2 separate regions of the Homo sapiens genome follow, and region 2 is linked to region 1. Evidence: chromatin loops called from intact Hi-C (ENCODE). Cell type or tissue: endothelial cell of umbilical vein. All regions are shown on one strand. Links, peaks and the distances in the headings refer to the core of each region. The heading gives the core; the rest is flanking DNA.

The links. Peaks named below come from ENCODE experiments on the same cell type or tissue, not always from the same donor. Only the 100,000 strongest peaks of a DNase experiment are listed, where the experiment ranks them.
Region 2: it touches region 1 in a loop (4-fold over the local background); 2 of 110 quality-filtered maps call a loop at or near these places.

The regions. Positions count from the first base shown.
Region 1 is chr11:86,948,044-86,955,870 of GRCh38, forward strand. It overlaps FZD4 (frizzled class receptor 4), which reads right to left and starts at 7,352. Exons shown (of 2, transcript NM_012193.4): 1 at 6,758-7,352; 2 at 1-4,427. The coding sequence starts at 7,042. The coding sequence ends at 3,099. FZD4-DT (FZD4 divergent transcript) reads left to right here and starts at 7,578. Exons shown (of 3, transcript NR_038905.1): 1 at 7,578-7,669. It also overlaps a transcript of PRSS23 not described here. RefSeq lists silencers at 7,030-7,079, 7,210-7,579. In endothelial cell of umbilical vein, for the core only: no CTCF peak of the experiment used is centred there; DNase peaks (open chromatin) are centred at 3,878, 4,448 and 5,128; H3K4me3 peaks cover 1,312 bases; H3K27ac peaks cover 1,976 bases.
Region 2 is chr11:87,365,248-87,373,074 of GRCh38, forward strand. All of the region lies in intron 2 of LOC107984361 (a long non-coding RNA gene), which reads left to right. Among named protein-coding and RNA genes, the nearest start is that of TMEM135, 330 kb to the left of the region's middle. In endothelial cell of umbilical vein, for the core only: no CTCF peak of the experiment used is centred there; DNase peaks (open chromatin) are centred at 3,094 and 3,944; H3K27ac peaks cover 2,299 bases.

The DNA of each region.
Region 1 (7,827 bases), core at 2,932-5,431:
GCCTACTCTCATAGTCTTCCTAAGGGATTTCTCCAGAGACTGTCACGAAGCAGAGCTGATGCTTTCTGTTAAAACCACCTGTAACTGACTTGGAAGGAATCCTGGGAAAGGGATGAGAGATGTGTTAAAAGTAGAGAGACCCAGGCTGGGTGTGGTGGCTCACACAGGAAGAGATTTATGGAATGGAGACAGTGAAACAGATGGGAATTCCAGAGGTCCCTGCTCCTTTCCCAGAGGAACAGTAAAGTTCAGCAGACCTGGGTGCGTCCCCATCCTAGATCAGTTAGAAGAACAGAGATTATCTATTTCAGGGCTTTACTACAGTCGGCACTCAATAAATAAAATAACTGATTTTTTTAACAAATACCGATTTAAGAAGTGATGGAGTTGATTGAAGGTCACTGGTAACTGACCCCTCAGCCACAAAGTTCTTTTCCTGAAACCATAAACACTCTCCATTGTCTGGAATGTGAAAGGAGAGGCCTATAACCCTGTAGCATTGCTAAGGCTACTAATCCAAATGGCCACTTCTGATCAAATACACTTTGCCCTGAAAAGGCAAGAGATTTGTGGAAAAGGCATGTCAAAACCCAAAGCATTGTCAAAACACTAGCTCCAGAACTCAAAACTCAGAAATCAGGTGCCCAGATTCACCCAAGTGCTCTTTTATTGTTATTATTTAGTCATTGACAAGTATCGATCACCTACTCCATGCCTGGCTTTCTGCTAGATGCTGCCTTGGTCACACAATCACTGACACATTATGAAGAAAACTGCATTACAAACCTCTATACTCTAACAGCAAGACCAGTCCCCTACCGCCTGGTCTTCCTTCCCCTGCCTGGGCCAGAGTCCCTGCACAACTCCCAAGACACCAGAGCAGAGCGTGAGTAAGGGCAGGCTCTGCCCCTGGGTGCGTGCTCCAGGGCCGTGGACAGTTATGGGAACTGTCTACAAGCAGCACAGGGAGTTCACATTTTACATTTCATAGGCAATGGAGTATCAGATGGAGTTAAAATGGTTCTTCTGGGGATCAATTCTCATGCTCCTGGAGCCTGACCTAGAGTCTAGCCAAGGTACTCAGACTGGGCACAGCAGCAGGGGCCACCTGTGCCCACTTAACTTCAGTCTCAAAAGCCAAGACTTTGCCTTCCAAAACATACAATCGACTTTACATGCATCTTGATGTCAGAGAGCTCAAGAACCACACAAAAACAAAAAGGAAAGAAGAAAGGGAAATGTCAAACTATGGGCATAAGGCTCAAACCAAATTTTTAAAAAAGAGGAAATGCTTACTTCCAGAATTTGACCACCTTTTTGGAATTTTGAGTCCCTGGAAATGTTTTTCCACAAAGTGTGATTGAAAAAAAAAAAAAGAAAAAAAAAAGCTTCCCTTCCTATTTTTTTAAGGCATGAATTAATAAATAAATGTCATTGCAAAGCAGTTGCTGAAGCAGACAGGTATGAGTTACAAGGAGAGCAACCTGTGACATAGTCAATTTGTCCCCAAGATCTCATGATTAGAACGCCTAAGGCAAGGTAAGAGAAAGGCCAGTTACAGTTTTAAGAGAAGTGCAATTTTCGAGAGGCTGCTGGGGGTACCCCCTTGTGAAGAACGTATGCATAAATTTTAAAAGCTTTGGATACCTCTGCTAAAGGCAATTAAGACCTGGGCTATTAGAGTTTGCAGTTCATTTCATATGGTCTACACTTTATTCCCTACTAACCAATCAGGCTTCTGGCTGGCATTCTGGAGATTCATTAAGCACCATATAAATACTCCAGGCCACACTGCCTCCAGTGAAATCTTACAAGGAGCCTTTGCCAATTACTAGGAAACAATTACGCACCAAGTAGTTGGATTAGCTGTCCTCAGTTCCCTTTATAAAACTGAAAAAGTCTCCATTGTCCTAAGTAGACCAGATTCTGATAACATTCTTATGCTTTAAAAAATAAAAAAATTTTTAAAGGCACTATCATTCTGAGAATGCAAGTTGAAGTTGACCATAGTTTTAAAGTCAGTTGAGTATACTATGTCATGGTCCAACAATGTGCTTTTAATTGTAATTGACACACAAAAATTACACAGCTAATCTGTGTGAATGCAAAGTTGCCAAGAAACTTAACATTTCAGCTCTTCCAGACTGGCGTCTGCATAGATGCAATCACACAAGTAAAATATATTAAGTCCCCACTGCTCAATGCAATAGGTCTCTGGGGTCCGTCAGGTAAGTCAACTTAGTAAATCTCATTTTCCTCTGAATTAAGTGATTGTCAGAAAGTGAATCACCCTTCCTTTTCCCCTCTTTAAGCATGCTGCAGTACAAAAATTCTATAAAAATACCTTTTTTGAGTCATTAACATAAAATGAAGAAAACAGCAGCAGCCAAGAAGAGAGATGTTGAAATTTAAGAGAGGAAGACAGAGAAGAAAAATCCACTGGATACCTTATGTGTGTGAGTACAGTACTTTTGTTTGTTCAAATAACTGTTTTATGACAAAGGCACTGAAAGATTCTAACACCACTTCTTGGGAGTGCAGTCCACAAAGTTCTAAACAGCAGACAGCGCACCACAGAAGATGTTTATGTTACATCAGCCAAACTATAAAACTCTTGTAACACTTTTCTGAACCCAGCGTTTCCAGTGTTTATAGATTGCTTTGCTATCTGAAAGACCCAGTTAGTATTTAAAATGGTAAAGGGTTAAAAAAGTTAATATTTCTCCCTGCTAGTTACCAACTCACAGCTCAAATCCCACCCTGCAGGGGAAAACAGTATCGCCCTGGACTTCCTGGAATCTAGGCAGGACCTCCACGCTCCAAGCTGCAACCTGCTAAAGTGATCAACGTTTTGATTTTTCACAGCTTTGAAAGCCTCTAACTGGCTTTTCCATTTTGGATCATTCCAAAGTCTGCAGCAAAATCATTGGTTTTTTGATGCTGGGGTCGGGGTGGGAGGCAGTGGGTTGACGGGGGTCACTTAATTGTTGCTAGTTTGTTCAAACTGAGATTCACTGCATAAAACTTTTAGTAGAATTTCCTCCAAAATGCTGGCATTCCCCCCTTCAAAATGAAGAAAGCATGGAGGCTGACTAGCCTTATACCACAGTCTCACTGCCTTTTCCAGGCTTCACCCAACCATTTCCTCTCTTCTCTCTCTTTACCTTTCCAGAATTCACCAATCTGTTGGAACACTTCTGCCACGTGTGAAGAGTTTTGGCAGACCAAATCCACATGCCTGAAGTGATGCCCACCAACAAAGACATAAAAATTTTCAACATTTCAACAGCCATGTTGGAATCATCTGCAGAATACCGAAAAAGTGCCCAGTTGGAGATTTCATAAAAATAACAGGCAATCACACACGTTGCAGGAACTGTGTACAGTACTGAGAACACCCCAATCTTGACCATCAGTCTTTCTAACTTGTCTGTCTTTGTCCCATCCTTTTGAAGATTTGACCGAATTTTGAACAAGGCCACCAAACCTGCAGCAATGAACAAAGTTCCAATGACCAAATAAGTAAAGAGGGGAGCCACCACGAACCCGGTGAGGGCATCGAGATTTTGGTTTCCAACATAGCACAAGCCAGTCAGTTCATCTGCATCCACCAGTCTCATAATCAAGATGACAATGGTTTTCACTGCGGGGATGGCCCAGGCTGCAATGTGGAAATAAGAGCTGTGCATTTCAATGGCTTCATGACCCCATTTGAGTCCTGCTGCCAAAAACCAAGTGAGTGTCAGAATAACCCACCAAATGGAGCTGGCCATTCCAAAAAAGTACATCAGCAAGAAAATTATTGCACATCCTGTGTTCTTAAGTCCTTCTTGGATGAGAACAGGTTCTGCTGCCTCTTCAAAATCACAGGATATCCTTTCCCGGCCTACAGTCAGCCTGACAATATAAGCAATGCTATAAATATTATAGCACATACTGAGAAATATGATGGGGCGCTCAGGGTAGGAAAACCTAGAAGAATCGATCAGGAAGGTCAGTACTGTGAAGGCAGTGGAGATGAAACACAGGCTGGCCCACACAGCCATCCAGATATCAGTGAACTCCTTGGCTGAGCGGCTGTATAAGCCAGCATCATAGCCACACTTGAGCACACAGTTCAGGCTCCTTTTCACCCAGATGTACTGATCAGAATTGGTTCCCACAGAGTGACACTCTTCCCCAGGCTGGATGGGGGTTTTGTGAGGTAAGGGCACCTCTTCATCACCTGGCCCTTCCATGCACATGTGGTTGTGGTCGTTCTGTGGTGGGAATTTGCTGCAGTTCAGACTCTCTGGCCAGGCAAATCCAAATTCCTTCAGGACGGGTTCACAGCGTCTCTTGACTGAAAGACACATGCCGCCGCATGGGCCAATGGGGATGTTGATCTTCTCTGTGCACATTGGCACATAAACAGAACAAAGGAAGAACTGGAAAAGTAACAAAATGAACACACACAAAAAAAACAATGACTTGGAAGTTTGACCAAATGCTCCCACAAAGCTGAGTTGAATGCTTCCAGGCAATCTAGGTATCTACTTTTAAACCAACCTATCGGGAGTCTGTCTGTTTACTCTGACCTCAAACAAGGGCGCCTGATAATCCATCACTTACATACTTTTCTTAGTTTGGCTTTAGTAATCCTTTCCAGAAGAATGTACATAAATAAATAAATAAAATAAATAGGGTCTGAAGAATTGCATAAGCCCTCTTTGCACAACACTTGAAATAAATCTTAAAAAACTGGCTTTCAATCTCCTTCCATTTTAGAAACTATTTGAAAAAGCTAAAGAAACTAATATGACTCATTTAGGTGGTTTATTTTTATCCCCGTTTCTTTATCATTTTAAAAATAAAAGTTAAAAAAAAATGTAGATCCTGTTAGTATTCTCTTCTCCCTAATTTATCCCTTAAAAATTTGTTTAAACTAGTCCCATACTGAAACAAAAAATGGCCCAAATGAGACACTGTTAGACTCAAGGATGGGATGCAGATTGAGGTCTCTGGTCACTAGGGATTTGTTTGGCCAGGTTTCCTCAATGAATAATAATGAAGCACAATAGGAAAATGTAAATGTTAAGTCGCTGAAACTGCAGTACCAGCAGGGGAGAGTCCAGTTGCTGTCCTCAATTCCTCCAGCATTGATAAACAGTCTGCTTGGCTCCTTACAGATGTTGTCTATGAAGTCTAGAGTTACAAGTAACTATTTTCCAGCATGTAAAGGGATCCAGTCTTGTCCTTCAAAACAGCTTGGCCGCTTTCCCCAGGATACATGTAATTAAAAATATATATCCCTGCAAAAGCTGTTTCTCCAACAAATTGCCACTGATGTCAGGATATGTGCTGTTTCCAAACTGAGAGCTGGAGGATCATTTCTTAAGCTTTTATAACCTAGTTCTAAAGTTCTGAAACTTCCAAAGGGATATTTTAGCAGCAACAGGTCTAATCCCCACCATCTTTCCAAAACCACAAACCAAGTTTTAAAATGACCTATGTAAAAACATGCACCTAGTAAGTAAGCTGTATGTCTGTTTATTATCTCTCAGAAGTTACAGCCAGAACCACAGATTTCTTTTCTTTTCTTTTTTTTTTTGATACGGAGTTTCGCTCCTGTGGCCCAGGCTAGAGTGCAATGGTGCAATCCCCGCTCACTGCAACCTCTGCCTCCTGGGTTCAAGCGATTCTCCTGCCTCAGCCTCCTGAGTAGCTGGGATTACAGGCGCACGCCACCACGCCCGGCTAATTTTTGTACTTTTAGTAGAGACAGGATTTCGCCATGTTGGTCAGGCTGGTCTCGAACTCCTAACCTCGTGAGCCACCTGCCTCGGCCTCCCAAAGTGCTGGGATTACAGGCGTGAGCCACTGCGCCCGGCCAGAAACCAGATTTCTGAAGCCTGGACAACTAACGTCTACTTTTTCCCACAACTTCTCTCTTTTCTAAATTTCTAAAAATCACCCAGCCTCACCAACCCAAACATAACCAATGTTAACACTTTAAAAATTTTCCTGTCAGTCTTTTATTATCCCAATAAATTTTTTATTTTGCAGGATTATAATCACCCTGTATATGCAAATTCTTATTACTGTGGAATAAACATTTTCTCTATCATTAGATATGCTTTACATTTTTTAATGACTGCAAAAAAATTTCTTCCAATATACCAACCACCTTCCTGCAGCTTCTTCTCACCCTCCAAGCATTAAACGTGCCTTCAACTGTGAGGATAAGAAAGAACTCAAGCCAACCCAACCACTCCTTCATGCATGACCTCTAAAACGCTGCGGGACGTCGTGAGAAGGGGCTATTCAGCAGAAAAAGGTGCAGTAGTGTTTCATTTAATAACACCCCAAAAATAGTGGGGAGAAGGAAGTTCGGTGAAGGATGGTCTCCTTATCACTCCCTCCAAGTCTTAGCTGCAGCTGGCTCCCTCCCACTCGCCCACCGAGCAGTGGCGGCCAGAATCCTTGGCAGAGATAACCCTCAGCTCCACTGGGGTTAGGGGTCTGGGCCAGACATGGGTGGGCAAGAGAGAAAAACGGAAGGGCGGGGTGTAAGAGTGGGTTCTTTCCCAGGCCAGATGACTTACACAACGTTTTGGCTTCCAGTCCCTGAGAAAGTGGGGGTGGGGATGGAAATCACTTTTCCAGGAGAGCTGTCTCCTTCGGGCTAGGATGATCAACTTGGCATGGGCTCTGCAAAGTTAGTTTGGAGCGTCCCTCCCCAAGGGGTCCCGCCAGGGGTGGGGGTGGGGGCGCCCACCTGCAGCTGGCTGGAGCAGCCGTACTGGATGAGCGGTGTGAAAGTTGTCAGCTGCAGCTCGGCGTCCGTCTGCAGCTCGTGCCCAACCAGGTTGGGCATCTTGGTCACGTTGTAGCCGAGGTTCTGGCACATGGAGATGCGGATGGGGTCGCAGCGCCGCTCTTCCTCGTCCCCGAAGCCCCGCGCCGGCCCCAGGAGCAGCAGCAACTGCAGGAGCAACCCCAGACTGAGACCGACGCCCCCGGGCGCCCCCGGGACGCTCGGCCCTGCGCCCCGCCAGGCCATGGCCAGCATCGGGGGTAGCAGCGGCAGCGGCTGGGGCTGCTCTGGCAGACACCCCCAGTTTGCACGGGGGCGCCGGCTGCCCGCGCTGCTCCCAGCTCCCGGGACGGGAGTGTGATGCGGCGACGAGGGGGCAGCGGCCGGCTCTCCAGCAGCTGCGCGCGACTGTGTGGGATTTTAGACGTCCCGGGCCGAGGCCGAGGGACAGGCTGCGAGGGTCATGGCTGCAGGCGGCGAGCCCACAAGCCGGCGCCGGCCGCGTCCGTTCGGCGTCTCCGCGAGGCCAGCCAGCAGCCAGCGCTGCGCAGCTCTCACCGCCGGAGCCCTGCGCGGCGCTGGAGGCTCGCGGCGCGGCGGCGGGGCGGGACGGACAGCGGGCCTCTCCAATGGCCGGGCGCGGTGGGCAGCTAGGGGCGAGGCGGCGGGGCGGGGCCGCTCTCCCGCAGGAGGAGTCAGGCCCCCGCCCTCCGGCCCCCTCCTCCGGCCGCCCCTCCCTCCCTCCCTCCCCTAGCGCCCCGCCCCGCCCGCCTCCCGGCTCTTGCTTTCCTCCCACCCGGATCTAGGCGCGCAGGGGCCAAGCAGGGACGCAGCCCAGTGGCTCCAGCCACGCCGTCCTGCCCCCTTCTGCAGGTGAGAAGTGCGCCCTGTTCCATCTGCCCCCTTTCCTTCCTGTCTCCTTTCAGCTGTAACCTAGGCCGGTGGCCACCTCCCCGTCAGGCAGAGAAACGTACACAAAGAATTGGGGATTTGGATTTACACCGATTGTGGCTTTCAGTCCCGGTTGTGTG
Region 2 (7,827 bases), core at 2,848-5,347, 420 kb after region 1:
CTGTGAAGCACTGAGTGGAAGGGAAAGTTTAGGACCCCTGAGCCATGTGCTCTGGGTTCTTACCACTTCCCTTTAGCCAAACAGAATCATTTGTTTTTTTCTCTGTTTCCTTAAAAGTTATTTCACATTACTATTCCTACGCATATGTTATTTTTCTATGCTTTAGTCCTGATCCTTTTCCTAGCCAATTCCTACTCATTCTTTATATTCTCATTGAGTCACCTCCTTTGGGAAGACTTCCTTCATGCCTTAATTAACTGGGCCATGGGTCCTTTTTTGTAAAATTTGAATAAGTAACATCTACACTATATAGTTGTTATCAGGATTAAATGAGAGAAGGCAAATGTAAACAGCTGGTAGAATGTCACACAGAAGCTCAACACATGTGTGACCTCTTTGCTTCTCCTTTAGATAGGTGGCTGCCCTCCTTGGTGCAGTCTTGGGTTCCAGCTCTTGCCTTGTTTTATTGTAATTACTAGGATTATATTCTTTTACTTTCAACAATGTCCTGATTGGGATGATAAATTATATTGTTAGTCTGTTAATGAGCTATCTAAACTGCTGCCAACCATGCAAACTGACTTCCGATAAAATGACAACTGGGAGCCATAATCCCAAGTTAGATGACTCAAGGTAGGGAGCAAAAGCAACTGGAAGCCACAGACTCAAGGTGGATGCATCTGTACGCAGTAGAGACCACCGCAGCCATCTTGGCACTTATGCACCTGAGGGGTAACTCCAAATGTCACCAGCCCATCGGCAGTGTGCGGAAGCTTTGCTTTCCTAAATGGGACAGAGAATGTTGTAGTTTAAAAGACAAATTATTAGAACCAATTGGCTTTAAAAGACCAATTCCATTTTCTTTTCCCCAAACCTCCTCTTTCAGAACCTCAGCTGTCTGCTGGATGTTTCCTTCCTGGAAGTAAAATTGCCTCCATTCCACACTCAACCTTTAGTCACTTGGCTTTTATTGATAGTTATATTTTTATAACAGCACTTAGGTTAAAATACTATTTGACTCTAAAAGAAGCGTCCTTCTATGATTACAATATTAGCATTTGTTGTTGCCTTAGAATAGCTGAGTTCCTCAAGGATGGGGACCATGGCTTGCTGCCATCATGTCTCTATTGCCAACCACCAGTGCTTGGCACATACTATATATTTAACACAAGTGGATTGAAAGAATGGGTAATGCATATGAATGAGATGGCCCAACCTGCCCTTGTCTTTGAGTGAATTTCCCAGACTGGATGGGCTTTGTGTGATCCTTCCATGGCCTCTGTGGTTGCTGGTGCTGGATTCATCTGGAAGGGATCACAGGAAATAGGTGTCCTGTACTGGAGTTGTCTCAATGACTTGGTAAGGATTTCCTTTAGGCTTATTGCAGGATGCTGACTACCACTGCCAGGAAACCAAACTGTTAATTTTCCCAAATGAGATCCTCCTGGGGAGAATCAATATTTATTAGCATTAGTTTTTTTTAAAAAAAAGCCAGTACATGATTTTCTTAGCTCTTCTAATGGTAAAGAGGCAGAAGCCTTTGAGAAAGAAATTTGAATGAGTGAGGAAAGAATTGAAGGGAAGCAGGAAGGAGAATTATTCCTTCACACACAAGTAACCCACTCATCTGGTTGGTTCATCTAGCTCAGAATGGACCACATGATTCAGACTTTGCCAGCACTCCTTGTAGAATACCTTGTAGAATATTCCTTGTAGAATACCAAGGTCCACTCATTCTTGCATTTCATTATGTGTAGTCCATATTAGTCAGTCAGGGTTTGGTTAGAACAGAAGCTGCTGTAGGTATTTCAAGTAGGAAGAGGCTTAATACAGGGAATTCGAGATTTCTGTGGCCACTGGAAGATGGAGATTTCTGCTTTCAGAAAATCAAAAAAGGCAGAGGTCTCGGGAAGCTGCTCCACTAATCTCAGCAGCTGCCTCTCCAAAGTGAGTAATTCTCAGGAGGCTACCCAGAGGTGATAAGGGATATAATTGGTGATTCAACATTTTTCACCACCAAAAAGGATGATTCTCAGGGTGATATTCCAAACATCTGCCTTCCACCAGTGCCCACATGCCTGCAAACAGCTGCCCCTGGGAAATAATGACTTCATTTTGGTCTTCCAAAACTCTTTCAAGTGCCTCTCCTTGACAGAACTGACCCAGAACTATACTGGAAAGAGATTCTTGGAAAAGAAGTTCCAGATGATTGCCCTAAGTAGACGGAGTGAGGATGCTGCTGAGTTGATCAGAGACAATCCTGCACATGGACCTATCTTCATTCATTCAACGGGTAGTTAAGGGAGACTTACTATACACCAGACTCTGCACTTGTGCCAATCTTATTTCTCTAAGACTTTTGAGTACAGTTGTGTATCTTCTAATTTTTTTCTATATTCCATAGTGCGTGGCACAATTCTGGGCACACAGCAGATAGATGCACACTGATTGCCCATTGGCTTAGCTGACCTCAAACATAGCTAGTCTGCCATTTTCAATGGAAGAGTGTAAAATGAGAAATATAATTTACATATCTCTTTCTATACATAGTAATTTATGTATATATGCTGAGTAGAGCTTAGTATTACACAGGTATAATAAGCTAATTAAAGACAATTTGAAAAAGCTAGTTAAAATTTTAAAATCACTTTTAATTTATCATTATTTACCAAAACAGCCTTTTACCAACATTTTTGGTTTGCCTTTACTGTTTTTTATTCTATTTTTGTCTTTTAGACAGTATTAATATATTTTTAATGGTTTTATGTCTTTTTCTCTTGATTATTATTTAATAGGTATTTTAATGTTATTATATTTGAAAAATTTTGATAGCTGAGGAACAATTGAATGGATTTATTATTGTTTATTTAATCATTCTGCTAGTATTGGATACTTAGATTGCTTCCAATATAAAGTGTTGTCTAAGCCTTTGTTTTTCCTTTGAAAATTGGTTGGTAGTTTGGGTCTTGAGTGAGTCTGGGCTTGCATTTCATCCTTTCTCCCCCTCCCAGCCCTTGATATGAACAAAAGGTCTAGAGGGTATTGTTGACTCAGGGCTGTTAGTGCACAGTACAACTCCCAGTTTGTTGGCCTGGCTGGATATCTTTGCCCCAGGGACCCTTGCTTTAGTGCAGAGGAAGGGATCCAGGCCTGGGTGGTAAAGAGGAAATCTGACTTCCAGTCCTGGCTTTGTCACTTAGGGGGTGTGTAATACTGAGCACGAGTCCTTACCTCTCTGATTGTAAGTTTTTCCTCATTTGAGAGAATGACCAGTTAGTTTATGGACCCCTCCAGCTCTGCCATTCTTTGGATTGATCTCATTCCTAACCTTCCTGGGCATGAAGAATTATCTTGTTACTCTTCGTCCAATTGTGATTTGCAAGCTGACTTTTCATTTTGGGGTTGTTGTATGGCTCAGCTCAGGTGGAGATCACCTTCCACACCTCTCTGCATTTGCCTACACTGCTTTCTCCACTTACATTGTCTTTCTTCCCAACTCAGAGATAATGTTTGTGTGATGCCAAGCTCTGAATGCCCATTTTGCCTTTTCTTCTCCTGCTATTAATTTCAGTTACTGCTCAAATGTTCCCTGTTGAAAAAGTCTCCACTATGTCTGGGCTGCTGCAGCTCAGTGTACTGCCCCTAAGGCCCTTACCACGCCACATCGTGCTGTCTCCCCTTGCCCTTGCGAATTCCTTGAGGTTCACATCATGTCTCCCTCATCTACAGCAAGGTGCCTGGCACATAGTGGGTGTTCCATGACTGTGTTGAATCAGCAAACAAAGTGCCCTGTCCAGAGCAAGCTTGCATTTCCCTGACAAGTCTGGAGCTGTCAGAGTAAGTGCAAGCCACCCTTCCTCAGTCGAAAAACAGGAAAGTGATTTGTGGAGGTTTCCTTTCTTTCCTTGTCAGAGCAGGATGCACATTTTTAGTGCAGAGCTCTGAATGGCAAGGTTTTACCTTATCAGTGATATCCATTTCCAGCATCCCTTTAAATGCTAATTAGTCTCTCCCCAGGGAGATCTGGCAGAATGATTCAGCTTCACTCTGAATGATCGTCTCCTCTTTGTGCAGACAGATGCATGTATGGAGTGAGGGTGTTACCTGCCTGCCTCTAAGTCCTCTTATCTGCACTCATATTTGTCTCATTTCACTTCCCTCCACTCACTGCCTTGGCATCTCCCCCTCTGGCTTTGAGAAAAGGCTGCTCATATGCACCTCCCTATGGGGAAGTAGAAACAGAAATAAAAGTGAATCACATTAACTCATTTAATCTCCATGACCACCTTTTCCAATAGGTTTTATTATCGCCATTTGAACATTTCAGGAAACCGAGACCCAGGGAATTTTATTAACTTTATTTACAAAGTCACAAAGACTAAGTGGTAGAGGTGAGATTCAAACCTGAGCCTGGGTCCAAATTCCCTGGCAGTCTATGGTATCGCCCAGCTAAAAAAATCAGCAACTATCCATTACTGAGAACTTCTCAGGGCCGGGTTTTCTACTAAATAATGCTTTATGCACTCTAACTCATTTACTTTAAATTAATCCTCAGAAAATCTGATAAGGCAGGTATATTAGTCCCAGTCTGCAGTAAGGTGAAGAAACTGGTGCAGAAGAGGGTAGCAGCTGTGCAAGGTCACAGGGCTCATACATGGCTTCACCTTAGTATCCGACTCGAACTCCTGTCTCCACCCATTCCTCTTCCTCCTCTGCCTACTGTCTCTTCACTGGTTCAAAGGCAAGAGCTGTGTTCAAGTCACCAGGCAGTATCTGCCCTGCCAGGAGTGATTGGAGACAGCCTGCAGCTGGTTACGCAAGCCCTAATGGGGATTCTGTGGATACTGGGTCTCACACTGAAAACCTGTCTACAGGTCACATAGCTCTGGCCTGATGGGCAGCATGCAGCTCCTCCCCCAGTAGTTCCTGAAGCTCTAGTTAACTAGATTCTAATTGAATTGAATTTTTCTTCCCACAGGTGGAAGAGTTAATTATTAGTTTTTCAAAAGATGCCAACAACTGAACAGCATTTTCCTTCGATGTCCTGGTGCTTGGGAGCACATGTAGATTATTCTCCTAGATTACAGCAATGCCTCCTAACTGGCCTCCCAGAAACCTCTCGCTTCTCTCCAGCCTATTCACTACACAATAGCCAAAATTATCATTAAAAAATACAAGGTTAGACCACGGACAGTGGCTCACGCCTGTAATCCCAACACTTTGGGAGGCGGAGGCAAGTGGATCATTTGAGGTCAGGAGTTCAAGACCAGCCTGGCCAACATGGTGAAACCCCGTCTCTACTAAAAGTACAAAAATTAGCCAGGTGTAGTGGCAAGCGCCTGTAGTCCCAGCTACTCGGGAGGCTGAGGCAGGAGAATTGCTTTAACCCGGGAGGCGGAGGTTGCAGTGAGCTGAGATCGTGACATTGTACTCCAGCCTGGGTGACAGAGCAAGACTCTGTCTCAAAAAAAAACAAAACAAAACAAAACAAAACCAAAGTTAATGATGTCGATCATTCCCTGGAAGCCCTTTCATGGTTTCCCATTGCTTTTAGGATAATGGCCCAAATCCTTAACTTCACCACTGCATGGGAGCGACTGTCTGCCCTCACTCTGCTTTAGCCACACTGATCTTTTGACTCCCCGATTTGCTCTTTTCCACCTTAGGAATACCACCTTTTGCTCATGGTATTCTTTTATTCTAAAGCATTCTCTGTGTCACTCCAGGCTAATGCCTCCTCATCTTTTAAATCCTGATTTAAATGTCTCTTCCTCAAAGAACTATCCCTGATTCCTGCAGAGCGAAACCAATTTCTCTTGTACTCCTTGTACTTTTCTTCACAATATTTACCATAATTTCTACTACATTTATTAATGTAAACAGTGTTTTAGTGTTGCTTCTTAATTGAAATATAAGCTCCCTCATGCGGCAGGGTCCTGCTTGTCCTGGGCTCCCAGCACCCAGCATGGTGCCATCGGCATAGCAGGCTTTGACTAATGTTTGTTCACTAAAAGGTATATGTTAAGGACGGAGCTACTCAGACCTCGGAAGCAATTTCCTGCCAACACCTCAATTGTTTCCAAGCCTGATTTTTCAGAAGCTCTTCTTGAAAATGTTTTCCCATCCAAATAAAGTTGTCCTTACATGCTAAACATCAAGGGGATATGGGAAACACATAACTGGAAAGAATTTCTGCCCGTAATTAAATTATAGCCAAATGAAATGACATGTTGATCTGTCTCACTGCTCGCATATCTGGGACTGCATGTTGCATACCAATTTCTGGTCTAAATCCATTAAAATCCTATGGAGAAAACTCTTTCTCTCTTTAGAACAGAAGTAAGATAATGCTTGGAGAATCATGGGAGACAGTTAGGCTCTAGGAGGGTGGAAATCTGTAGGTCCCATATCTCTGCTTTCGCTGAGCCATGACGGAAAGAAAGGCAGATGAATGAGATCTGGGTTTCAAAACCTTAATCAACTTGGACTATGGAACTCCAACTCACAATCCACTGTGATTCTTCTTAGCCCTTGGGAGAGGCAAATGACGAGAAAATAATAGAATTTCAGGGGTTTAGTCTAAACAATCAGTATCGCAGAGCTGTCCCATTGTTAATACAGCTTCAGTGCAGTTTTCCCCTCCAGCTATGTTATCAGGCAGGGAGAACTGATGTTGATAATGAGGACCTGGTGGCCTTATATCATCCTCACACACCTGAGATGGCTTGATCAGATACAGAATGCTCCACTTAGGCAGGAAAGTAAAATCTTTATCAAGATTCATAAAAATTTTACCTTTTTTTTTTTCCTGGCTAATTGCTACCTCAATTGCTATACCAGTATTTTTGGAAAGAATGATACATAAAGGAGAACCAGACACAGTGTCTGTCCTTGAGGCCTGTGTCCAGTAAATAGAGTGGGGCGTGTTCTAGACCAGGCATGATTATGGGCTTGGAGGTGCTGTTATAAACTGTACCCCAACTGCTACTATATAACTGTGTCTCTTTTGTGCTAAGTCAGCTTTATTGATTCATATCCTGAAAGGAGAAGTCAATTTAATCTATAGGAAATGGTCCAGTATGTAGGTGAGAGCTCTCCGAAGATACTCTCACTACATGTAATTCATGGAAGAGGCAGGGTTCTCAGAGGCTTTTAGCAGGAAGGATCGAGAACTCCTGTTTCTCTCAAGGCCTCTCTGGGTTCTACTTTAAGGCAGTAAGATGTCTGACTCACCTGTGGACAATTATCAGGTCTCAGGCATTCTTAATATGATATTTTCTTTAAAACTCTCAGCCCCAAATGGAAAGAGTTATTATCTCCATTTTTACAGAAGGGTAAACTGAGACTGATAGATTAAGAATTTTATAACTAGTGAGGAATGGTCCAGGGGTCCAGAGCAAGGTCTGCTTTAGCACGTAGTCTTCACTCTTAGCCTGTTAATCAGTTGGGTGAAAAGTTGACTGTTACTTAGTTAAAGGTCTCTTTCTTCTGTGTTTTCTAGAAGTCTTTACTGAAGCCCACAATGAATGCCTCTTTTTTCCCAGCTTTACAGAAAGAATTCAGGAAAAGGAGAAAGCCTCTCTTACACCAATCCCGCCAGTCTATGTTGGTGGCAGAGATGGTAAGTGAGACATCCCAAGGGAATAGGGAACCTTGGAAGATTAGGGGTTGTGACTGCTTCACCTCTCTTGAAACTCTTCTTCCATTGTCCATCTTTGATACTTTAGGGAGATGCCAAGTTTCCCCTAAAGAGGCTTTGAAAATGTTCTCTACGTAACTGAGTTCTCCCACTTTTCCATCATTGTATGTGGCCATGAAAGTCATCAC